Linked DNA regions of Homo sapiens: regions 2, 3 and 4 are each linked to region 1. A link is a contact called in ENCODE Hi-C or POLR2A ChIA-PET data. All regions are on one chromosome and are shown on one strand. Each heading gives the region's core, a stretch centred on a gene start or an enhancer-like site at or near the end of the contact. The rest is flanking DNA. Distances are from core to core; before and after follow the strand shown. Region 1 holds the start of STX12 (syntaxin 12). Region 2 overlaps EYA3 (EYA transcriptional coactivator and phosphatase 3). Region 3 overlaps AHDC1 (AT-hook DNA binding motif containing 1). Region 4 overlaps AHDC1 (AT-hook DNA binding motif containing 1).

The links. Hi-C counts contacts between places; a loop is a spot of excess contacts on that map. ChIA-PET counts read pairs that join two places held with the same protein, here RNA polymerase II (POLR2A). Pooled maps may share reads with other maps.
Region 2: a pooled map shows a loop between it and region 1 (2.5-fold over the local background). The contact joins the enhancer-like site here to the promoter of STX12 in region 1. A Hi-C loop is called at or near these places in 3 of 50 pooled maps. POLR2A ChIA-PET finds 5 or more read pairs at or near these places in 8 of 52 experiments (GM12878, HEK293, K562 and 4 more).
Region 3: a pooled map shows a loop between it and region 1 (4-fold over the local background). The contact joins the enhancer-like site here to the promoter of STX12 in region 1. A Hi-C loop is called at or near these places in 3 of 37 single-sample maps with no recorded cell type and 9 of 50 pooled maps. POLR2A ChIA-PET finds 5 or more read pairs at or near these places in 3 of 52 experiments (PC-9, activated CD4-positive, alpha-beta T cell and naive thymus-derived CD4-positive, alpha-beta T cell).
Region 4: POLR2A ChIA-PET joins it to region 1 with 12 read pairs in AG04449. The contact joins the enhancer-like site here to the promoter of STX12 in region 1. A Hi-C loop is called at or near these places in 3 of 37 single-sample maps with no recorded cell type and 9 of 50 pooled maps. POLR2A ChIA-PET finds 5 or more read pairs at or near these places in 7 of 52 experiments (AG04449, GM12878, MCF 10A and 4 more).

What each region holds. Positions count from the first base shown.
Region 1 is chr1:27,771,872-27,774,571 of GRCh38, reverse strand. STX12 (syntaxin 12) reads right to left here and starts at 1,353. Exons shown (of 9, transcript NM_177424.3): 1 at 1,147-1,353. The coding sequence starts at 1,264. RefSeq lists enhancers at 516-1,016, 1,214-1,363, 1,017-1,517, 1,484-1,633 and a silencer at 894-1,103.
Region 2 is chr1:27,991,216-27,993,915 of GRCh38, reverse strand. EYA3 (EYA transcriptional coactivator and phosphatase 3) reads left to right here. Exons shown (of 18, transcript NM_001990.4): 14 at 356-516. Among named protein-coding and RNA genes, the nearest start is that of XKR8, 33 kb to the right of the region's middle. Within about 2 kb of position 1,440, at least 8 of the 41 ENCODE cell types and tissues checked have a DNase peak (open chromatin) inside an H3K27ac peak, as active enhancers do.
Region 3 is chr1:27,556,100-27,558,799 of GRCh38, reverse strand. It overlaps AHDC1 (AT-hook DNA binding motif containing 1), which reads left to right. Exons shown (of 9, transcript NM_001371928.1): 4 at 1-94; 5 at 270-495. Among named protein-coding and RNA genes, the nearest start is that of AHDC1, 47 kb to the left of the region's middle. RefSeq lists an enhancer at 1,229-1,318. Within about 2 kb of position 1,404, at least 32 of the 41 ENCODE cell types and tissues checked have a DNase peak (open chromatin) inside an H3K27ac peak, as active enhancers do; they include PC-9, where a contact is called at or near this core.
Region 4 is chr1:27,573,206-27,575,905 of GRCh38, reverse strand. All of the region lies in intron 3 of AHDC1 (AT-hook DNA binding motif containing 1), which reads left to right. Among named protein-coding and RNA genes, the nearest start is that of AHDC1, 30 kb to the left of the region's middle. Within about 2 kb of position 1,390, at least 7 of the 41 ENCODE cell types and tissues checked have a DNase peak (open chromatin) inside an H3K27ac peak, as active enhancers do.

The sequences.
Region 1 (2,700 bases), core at 104-2,603:
GCCTGGCCAACATAGCAAGACTTCATCTCTACAAAAAAGAAAAATTTTTAAAAGTTTAAAAACGAAAGCAAAGTGACACTCTTTAAAATATAGAATATAATTGTAATTCAGGACTAACTAGTTCTACCTATTAACAGAGTACGCCAAGCTCACAAAACAATAATAAACAACAAGGATGATGACCACCATTCTTTCCAAGTAAAGCTGCTGCTGATCTCCTGTTTATAAGGCTCCAAGATGATTTTCAAGCACAAGAAACACCCTGTATTTGACTCATTCAGCTACAGTTTCACTCAGACCCTAATGGGGAGGAGGGAGTTTTAAGACAAGCAATAGCATTCTGAATTCCACCAACAACTCTACCATGCCTTACTTGCTATGTGGTTGTGGCTAAGTGTCTTAGCTTCCCTGTGTACCAGATTTGTTCAAGAGCAGCTAAGTAGGGAAGGAAAACAAAAGCCTCATCTGCCTGAAATCCAAAAATACACCCCAATTATTTGTTACAAAAGACAAAATAATGTAAATTGAAATGCTGTTGGTGAATTCTCTTTATTAAAATGAAGTCATCCCACCTTTCAAATACCAGTCATTGTGTCTGATTTCCGAATTCATTACAGGAAGAACTGTGTATGAAGTCACCCAAACACATGCACTCTCCACTTCCCTTAATTGAAAGTTGCTGATTTCCGAGGAGCCAGGGGCTGAGCAGAATGTAAACCTAAAGGCTAAATCAGTAAACAACCCCATCCAAACTGGTCTAAGAGGAAAGCGAGGTGGGTGGGGAGGAAGGTGGGTGACAGGAGAAACTCGGCTGACCACTGCGCCAAGTCAACGCACTCACAGCTCTCGAGGTGACACACACTCCCCTTCCCACCCTCGGGCTGTCAAGTCGGCTGTTTTGGTCCCAGCACCGTGGGGGCAGAACTCCAGAGAAGCAGCTCAAGCTTCAGCTGGGGCCGGGGACCCTCGGGCAACCCGGGCCTGACAGATTGGGGGATGGCAGCCCACCGCCCCCAGGGTGGACAGCCCGAGACAGCCCCAGGTGTGGCCTCGGCCGTAGCCCCAGCCGGGCCCTGCGTCCCGGCAGCCTCACCCAGGCCTGTCCCCGGGACAGCTCCCGCCCCCCAGCTCGGTACCCCGGCTCACTGGCTTGGCTGATCCGCTGGATGTTGCCGCTGCACGTCTGGATGATGCTGCTGAAGTCCCGGAGCTGGGGCCCCGAGGGCCCCGGGTTCCGGTACATGTCTAAGGGACCGTATGACATGACGAGGAGCTGAGACCTGCTCGCTCTACACCGCTCTCCTACCGGAAGCAGCCGCCAGCCGGGACCCGCAGGCTGACGGAGAAACTGGGAAGAGCAAGGGCGGGGAAGGAGCTAAGGCTGCGTGCGCACTAGCCCCGCCCTCACGCGGCGCGCACGCGTCCTCCCCGCCCCGGTCCAAAGTGCGCAGGCGCCGCTGGGACTGGAGCTGGGACTGGAGCTGGGACTGTAGCTTAGAGACAGGACTCCCCGAGGCTTGGGGATGCAGGGCGGGGAGATGACGTCACCTAGTTGGGGCTGAGATTGGATGAGCTTGGGTGGAGGTGTTGTTTCTCGCCAGGGCACAGTGACAAGAGGCAAGAATTTTCGATTTGCATAAAACTGTACCAGATGATCTCAGCCCTTACATCCTATTCTGTTCTGAGAATTCAGGCCCAAATATGGGAGAATTCAACGTTGAAACTCAGACCCGGAACCAAATCGTAACCCGAAATTCCTCTCTACTTCCATCCCCAGGGCTTTGGTAGTGTTTGGGGTTTCCAAACCACTTTCATTTCTCCCTCCACCCCTCTTCTAATCTAAACAATAAAATAATGTTTATTGAGCACATACTATGTGAATCCTCACCGCAATTCACTTGTTCATAAGATTTTTCACAGCAGGGGACGATGCTCTATCTATATTTTTATCATTAGAATAGATAACGGAGAGTCGGTTTTTTAAATGTTGAAGTAAAGTAATTCATCAAAGTAAGCATTATTATTTTCCCTCTTACCGATGAGAAAATTAAGACCAGCGAGGTTAGTTCGCCTTGCTGAAATTTGACTGCAAAACCCAAACGCTAAGCTGACTCTCTCCTCACCTCGCTACTTCTCTAAAATTCATTCTCGTCTAAATCTCTCCCAAATAGCTCGTTCATCTATATCCCAAGCCGGGATATCTTGGAGAACTAGATTCCTAAAATTTAAAAATCGTTCCCTTAAGTAATTTGGAATGCATGACCTCAATGTTCCCACAGAAAACTGCATTTTTGTAAGCCTATGTTAAAAGGAAAGACATAGGATTTTGGTTTGGGAGGAGATCAAGATAGTGAGAAGTGAAGGGGAACTGGCTGCGTTTCCTGTGTTCTACACCCCACCCCACCCCACCCCAGCCTGCTTTGTAGTCTTTGGAAAATGCAAAGACAGAAAGCTGCTTGCCTGGATGAAAGGAGACCCAAAGTGAATGAGCCTGTATATGGCCTTAGGATTTTTTCTTTATTTTATTTTTTTTGAGACAGGGTCCCGCTCTGTCACGCAGGTTGGAGTGCAGTGGCGCGATCTCTGCTCACTGCATCCTCCTTCTCCTGGGCTCAGGAGGTCCTACCACCTAACCTCTGAGTAGCTAGGATTACAGGCGTGCGCCACCACGCCCAGCTAATTTTTATATTTTTTGTAGTG
Region 2 (2,700 bases), core at 191-2,690, 220 kb before region 1:
ACTGTGTGTGTAAGTGTACTCACAAAATTTTATATTCTGCTTTTTTCACTGTGTGGTTATTTTCTGTCATTAGTGAAAAAGATGCCTTATCCCAAGTCAACCTCTAAGGAATGCTGGTGCTTGAATTGTTTCTACCTTTCATTCCCTCTCTCATTTCAGTCCTTTCTTTGATAGAAGTAATAAGTGTGAGATAGAGAACTAATGAAAGATAGACTCTGACATACAGAGATTAAGGAAGAAGATCCTTAAAGCCATTGGCCTTATTTATCAGATACCAAGAACCCAACCAAATAGCACTCAAACAAAAACTTTATGCTGTATAAATTTTAATTTTTATTATCTTCTCTCCTTGCAGCAACTACAGTTTCTCAACAGATGGTTTCAGTGGCTCAGGAGGTAGTGGCAGCCATGGTTCATCTGTGGGTGTTCAGGGAGGTGTGGACTGGATGAGGAAACTAGCTTTCCGCTACCGGAAAGTGAGAGAAATCTATGATAAGCATAAAAGCAACGTGGGTGGTAAGTGTGGCATATAACCAGTCTGATTCTCTGTTTCTTCCTGGTTTCCTCCTTTTCTTTCCAGGGATTCCTTAGATTCCCCATGACAACTGCTTATAAATTATGCCACAGTTATATGTTAAACTCTGTATTTAAAAAAATAGAGGTTTGGTTGAAACCTTTTGGGAGGAAGCTCTATATTTCTAACGGGCTTCTCTAAGCATAATTTTGGAAAGTTCTCTTGTTGTCTTTGGACAAATGCCTTTTTAAAGGAAACATGTTCTGTAGATTATGTTTGATGACATGTATCACAACTGCTGTCAACGCTAGTTAATAGGGTGCCACATTTTTTTTTTTGGCTGGTTTATATAACTATCAGGACAAGTTAAGTAGAACTAGCTAGTAACTTTTCGTGGACAGAAATCTAGGTCCAGGATTGTAGGTTGGTAGTATCAATGTGTTGTGATTTAAAGAATCTTGGAAATTCTTTCTGACCAGAAATATTTCAAATGCCAGATGCCACTAAGCCTAAAATTCTATTATTTAGAATTAATTAATCATAGATTGTTTGAATTAAAAGAGACAGAAGTCTAATCTGAATTCCTCATTTTACAGTTGAGAAAAGTGATGTCCATCATAGGGGTAGTGGGGGCAGCTTATTCATGGTCACATTGCAAATTTGTAACCATACCATGTTTGAAATTCACATTCCCTAACTTTTTGGTCCAGTGCACTTTCATGCAGCTCCTTTTATAGTGAGGTACTCTTTTGAGAAAATATTTAAAACTGTAAACCATCACCATCAAAGATACAAATACATACAAAATGTTGCTCAAAGATTCAGGGATTACATAGCCTGCCTAGAGCAGGGGTCCCCAATTCCCGGGCCTCAGACTGATACCAGTCAGCGGCCTGTTAGCAACCAGGCAGCACAGCCACATAGCAGGAAGTGAGCAGGCCGGCAAGTGAGTATTACTGCCTGAGCTCCACTTCCTGTCAGATCAGTGGCGGCATTAGATTCTCATAGGAGTACAAACCCTATTGTGAACTGCACATGCAAGGGATCTAGTTGCATGTTCCTTATGAAAATCTAACTAATGCCTGATGATCTGAGGTGGAACAATTTCATCTCGAAACCTCTCGCCCCCCACCCAGGTCCATGGAAAAATTGTCCTCTACGAAACTGGTCCCTGGTGCTGAAAAGGTTGAGGACTGCTGGCCTAGAGGTATTTTACTCAAGGTCAAGAGCCCTTGTACTATACTATGCTGCCTTACAATATGGCGCAGAAAGTAGGAACAAGACTTTACAGATCAATTTGGTTCATTTCAGTTACAGCTCTCTAATACCAGATAAAAATCATGGGCTTCCAGACTTCAGGAATCTAATTTACTTTTTTCAGATTCCCCTTTTTGTTGCTTATTTCTTCTCATGATTCAAAGCCAGTATTTTTTATTTTGGTAACTCCACATCTTTTTGCATTTTCTTTCTCACAAACATTAGCCTTTCTTTTGTTAGTTTTCATATACAGCCTGAGTCTCTTTATCTTTTCCCTGCCCAATGCCTGGACCTGGTTTCCTGAACAAAGCGATGTAACCCTGTGTGAGAATCCTCTGAGCCTACTTTGGAGAATAGATTAAAATTAATGGCCAGCTGTATGTTTTGTACAATATGAATTGATGAAAGCGCCACATCATGTATTAGTTGAGTATATCATATATAGGTACTGGTTTTGTTGTCGTTTTGTTTTATCCAAAATGTTAAGAGTCATCTAATTCTAGGCTTACATTGTGGAACCATCAATCTGAAAACAAATTATACTCCAGTTCTCCTCCTCACAAAAATGCCATCTGCTTTTATGGAGTATTACTAATAGAATACAGGATTTTTTTTTAACCTTCACTGTAGAAAATTCAGATCCAGATTTACTGCTTGAATATTTTAACTGAAGTGTCTGAGAGCAGGCTCCCATCATATGAGCTCTCTTTTGTGCTTAGATATCTAGTCTTGGGTAGTGTTTTAGTGTCTTATCAGTTGGAGTTGTTTCAGAAGTACAGTATGGAGAATTAGTCATTCAACCTGGAATTTCATGTCAACATGTTCTGAAGCAAGTGGACAAGTAGTCACCATGGAAGTTCTGTGGAGTAGTGGAAAGACTTCTTAAGACCAAAAGCTGCAAACTTACTGTGTAATCTTAGGGCCCTTTT
Region 3 (2,700 bases), core at 155-2,654, 220 kb after region 1:
GGCGACGCTCAGGCCGTTGCAGAGACCACCCTGGAGATGCTGATGAAGACAGGCCTTTCCTGCTGAGCCCAGCCTATCTTCGCAGCCTGCTCAGGTAACAGTGTGCAGGGAAGTCAGGCTTGGGCCTGGGCCACCCCCAGGAAGTGGGGATCAGGGGAACTTGCCTCCCAGTCCCAACAGGGATCCCCTCCCAGCTTAGGTCAAAAAGAGCTTCTTTACAGAATCAAAACATATTAACCCAACATTTACTCAAACTCCCCATTATCCAGAAAGGGGAACTGAGGCTCATGGATATACAGTGAGTCCTACCTCCTAGCCTGAGGACTCTTCCCTGCGCCTTGATGACCTGAGAGAACTGGGAGGAGAAAGGGGTTGTGACAATGACCAGGACTCAGGGCAGAGGTGGAAACCAGAGTGCCTGATGTGTGCAGCTGCTGACCCCCCCAGGACACCTCTCTACCGGAGTCTGTGGAAGCAGAGAACTGGGAGGCCAAGGTGAGGTGCTGGGAGGGCCTGGGTAGCCCAGGTATGCTAAGGTGCCCTTGCAGGACAGGGAGGGGGCGGGGGCAGTGGCAGGACCCACCTCCCTACTCCTGGCCCAGGTTAGCCCACCCAGGCTCAGGAGCTGCAGAGCCAGGTGAAGCTGCCCTGCCCTGCAGAGGCAACTCCCTGAACTGACACATGAAGCCTGCGGCTCCAGGAAGCTCCCTAGAGCTGAGCCTGCCTGGGGACCCCACCCTACTTCCAAAGGAGCATTCCTGGGGCCTGAGGTCTGGGGGTGGAGTCTCCTGGGATTGTAAGGGTGGGGAGGTACAGCTGTGGGAGGATGCGAGGCTGTGTGTATCCGAATGTAAATGTACAGGGCACTCAAGCTTGTGTGCAAGCAGGTGTGTGTGGAAGGCTCTGTCCTTCCGTGCACATGGGGTAATATACAAGAGTTGTGTAAGTGGACTGGGCTGGGGAGCGTTCAAGGGCTGTGTATGTGGTACCCGGAAGTATGAATATGCAGGATTCTGGGTGTGTACTGGGCAGGTGTGGGGATACTGTGTGTGCCACACTGGATGTCATGTGTGCAAGGGTGCTAGTGTACACTGGAGAGATGTGTGTATAGACAAGATCTGAATACACTGCGATGGTACGGTGTATGCACACGGGGATCTGTGTGTACACTGGCTAAGTGTGTGCTCAGGGTTCTGGGTGCACAGTGGGAGTGATGTGCACATGTGGCTCCATTTGTGCTTTGGAGGTGGGTTGGGCAAGCCTTGAGCTGAGCTGGGCTCAGCAGTGCCCAGCCTTGTGGCCAAATTGCTGAAGTCACTTCCTTTCCAGCAGCAACTTTCCAGGAGGAGGAGTTCTTCAGACCTGGGCGGGGAGCGGGGGGGCGTGGAACAAGGAGCTCTCTGGGGAAGGAGGTGGGCGGGGGTGAGAGGCTGCAGGGAAGGCCTAGTGGGGCTGGAGGAGGGGAGTCCTCCGGGAGACAGAAGGAAAGACAAGGACGGGAGTCTGGAAGGGCCAAGGGCAGGAGGGGAGGGGGGCGGAGCAGGGCGGGAAGCTTAGTCCCTGGGTGACCTCGGAGGGAGGAAGGGAGGGCCGCCGGCAGGGTGACCCTCGGGTCCAGCCAGAGCTGGCGGTGGCGCCCACACACCTGGCACCCAGGGCAGGGGGCTGGCAGGGGGCGGTTCTGGGGCAGACCTGCTTGCCAGGTGCCCTGTTCCAGGGAGGAAGGGGGTGGGCGAGGGTTGCACAAAGGAGCTCTGTGTGGCTGGGGGTAGGGTGGGGTGGGGTGTGCACTGCTGTGCTGTGCTGTGGGGGGGCCCTGATGGCCCCAGGGGGCGGGGCAGGGCCAGCTCCCCTTGGGGGCATCAGTGGCTCCAAGGGGACACCTAGTGGCGAGGGAGAGTAGTGCATCTAGTTGGATGGCTGTTGGTGGGAGGTGGTGACTAGAAGCTGAGAGGAGGATAGATTAGAAGTCAAAAATTAGAACTGATGGTTGGGACTAGGACCGTTGTAGGAGGCTGCAGGGGAGGGCGCTGAATCTCTGGACACCAAAGAAGTTTGATTTACAGAAGCCCAACCTAAATTCAGACACCAGCTTAATTGAATGAGATGGCTGTTTGTTCTTAAGGGCATAACTTAACCTCTCTGTGCCTCTATTTAAATGATGCCAAATGAGTGACAGCTGCCATTATTATTGCCATCATTGTTATTTGTATTATGATATTGTGCCTGGGATCAGGTTGAAAGAAGATATTCAGGTGTTACTGTGTGGGCAGGTAGGCGGCTGAAGGGAAGGAGGTGGACAGAGGTGATGACTAGTCCCTGAGGGACAGATCCTGAGAGATAAGGCCCCTGGAGGAAAAGGGAGGTGATGGGAAGGTCTCAGAGCAGCAGTAATGGCCCCTTTGATGCAGTGTTTTCCATTTGAGGACATCCCAGGGCCTTCGAACCAGGCTGGGAGGGAAATGGTGGGGGAGGAGGAGTGTGCAAGCTGGAGAGAGGGTCATGAGGCCGGAAGTGAGAGCTGGGGCTGGCAGCCTGGCTCCCCTGGGGAGGCAGTGGGTGGGGGAGGGGAAGGAGGGCTGGGGAAGGGGTGGGGTGGTCACAGCCACAGCCGGGGAGGGTGGGGCTGGGGACTCAAGGATGTGGGCTGGCGCTTCCCGGCACTGTGCACAGCAGGTTGGGGCCCCCAGCCCCCTCCCA
Region 4 (2,700 bases), core at 141-2,640, 200 kb after region 1:
CCCGCCCCCCCTCCCATTCAGCGGGCAGCAGAGGGCCCGGCCTGGCGGGCCGGGGGCCAGGAAAAAGCCGAAAACACCGAGGCCGGGCCGCTCCCCTCCCGCTCAAAATAGCCCCCGGTCGGGGCTGCCACGCATTCCGCCGGGCCCGGGGCGCGGGAAGGGGCGGCCGGCTTGGCCCCCGCCCGGCCAGACGTGGCTACCCGGCCGGGTTGGACCGGGTGGGGGCCGAGGGCGGGCCGCGCGGCCGGCCGGCATGTGGCTCTCCTTCGGGGAGCCTTGGCAGCCCGGGCTGCGCGCTGCGCGGGGATGATGGAGAGCTTCTGGAATTTCCTGCAGCTGGAGAGCGCGGCCGGCCGGGGGAGCGAGCTAAGCGCGCAGCTCGGGCAGGGGCGCCTGGCGCCCGACCCTAGGGGGCGCCTCCGCGGCGAGGGTGGTGGGGGGAGACCTCGCCGCCCGGCCCCAGACTGCGGGAGTGGAGAGAGCACCCCTCGCCTCCTCGGCCTCTCTTTTCGGGTCTGGCGGGGGTCCAGTCCCGCCCCTCCCGGCTTGCGCGGCGGAGAAGGGCCAGGTGCAGGCAACGCCCCTCCCCCAGCCGCCTGGTTTCCCTCTCCGCCCGTCACCTCCTCCAGGAGCCAGAAACTCTGTGGCCTCATCTGGGAGGGGGGCGGAGGTGGCAGGGATCAGTGGGCAGCTTAGCCTGCCAGGTAGCCCCAGAGGCGGCGGCGGCGGCGGGAAAACTCGGAGGCGGGCTCTTCGGGCCCTGAGAAGTGCTGGGCCTGCGGACTGGAGCTTCTTGCTCCAGCCAGAGGAATCTGAGGGCTGCTAGGAGGGAGGCAAGGCAGTCTTCTCCCAGCATGCAGCACCCCCGCCCCGCCTCCCAACTGCGGAGCCGATGTGGGGGCAGATGTGCTGGGAAAATCCTGGATAATTTTCCCGACGGCGACAGTAGCTTTCTTTGAGAGCATTTCTGCACCTTGCAGGCCCCAGAGTCCAGAGAAGGGCCCCGGGATGGGAGGGGCTTCATTTTACAAGAGCCCTGAGAATCCAGGAGTAGGTATGTGACCTCTCAGGGCTCACTCTTGGCACTATGGCTTGGGGAAGGAAAGAGGTCTACCCTGCCCTTTGTTGGGCAGGGGAAGGGACGCTTTCCCACAACTTTGTTCCCTTCCAGCACCATTTGGTGCTCTGTAAACTGATGAACCTTTTGGCAACTCAGCAGGCATCTTCCCCATCTGATGGTGGACCCTTCTCCCCCTGCCAGTGGCCCTTGTTCAGTTCTGTTTCCTGCCCCCACCTAGCATACTCTCACCATGGTAAACAAAAGCAGTCGGGATAGGCACGCTTCACCTATGCCACAGTTGCCACTCGCTGGCTGTGTGACCTTGAACAAGTCCTTTTACTCCTGAGTTTCCCTTTCCTCACGTGAAAAACTAGATAACACTAGATAGGCCATGGCCTTGTGGTGGGGCTCAAAGTTACACAACATTTCAATCAGTTAGCATAGCATCTGCACATAGTAAGGGTGGGAAATGAAGGGCACCCGTGTGACATCCAGCCCCATCCTGAGGAATAGAGGTAGCCCCCAAAACATTTGAATTCCCTTCCCCTGCACCAAGCCTGTGAGATTTCACTTCCCAAGGTCTCTGTCACACTAGTCTCCTCACAGTGCTCCTTTTGCCTTCCACTGGGGGTGGGGCGGGGGCTGGCAGAGAGCTCCAGGCTGGCTCCCCAGGGGATGGTCCAGGCAGGCTGTGAGGCTGGTGGAATTCTGCTTTCCTCTTCCTCTCATCTCCTTGCTGACCTTTCACTCCATCACTGCCAGATACCCAGATTCAAATTCAGATGCCTCGGGGTTCCTCCTTAGCCCAGGATGTTGGGCCTGGGCCTGTGTCAACTCCCAACCTCTCCTATCCCCAGTTCTCCCTGTTTCCTGTTTGATTGGCCTTCCATGTCCACTGGGAAAGACCCTGGTGTACTGGAAGGAGCTCAAGGCCCCATTTGTTGTCTGTGTGAACTTGAGCAAATTACCCTACCTCTTGTGAGCCTCAGTTTGCTTTTCTGCAAAATGGAGTTGAAATAAAAACTACCTGGCAGAACACCTCTTTACTCATGCATCGCAGAGGCTTCCTGGCAGAGATCTACGTAAATAATAAAAGGCAGGGATGCCCTGGACCACAGAGGGAACTTGCATTCAAGGCCAGGTATAGGGAACTTTGTAACCTTCCCTTGCCTTTGGTTTGGGGAGACAGCTCTCTGGGGCGCTGGGATAGGAAGTGGAGCAGGAATGAGCATCCACCAGCTCTTTTTGGCAAAGCCTGGATCCCACCAAATTTATGTGGCCCAGATTCCAGGGCTGCGAGGTGCTCATGTCTTTGGATGCACTGTTGGGCAGTTCTCATAAACTCTCTAGGACTACAGATTCCCCTCCCAACTAGTCGGTTCCACCTCCCTCTGCCTCAGAAAAGCCTTTCTGGGCTAACTGTACCCTACTCCCCAGTGTCTTTACCACACATAGAGGGCTCCCACTGGGGAACTATGAAAGAAAAGGGCAACCAGGAGTTCGGCTGTGTGACGTTAGGCAGGCTGCTTCCCCTCTCTGGGCCTTGGTTTCCTTCCTCCTGCATAGCGAAGGAGGTTGGATTAGTGGCTCCCTAAGGCACCTTCTAGCTCTGACAGGCTCCAAGCCTGTGTTGACTGATG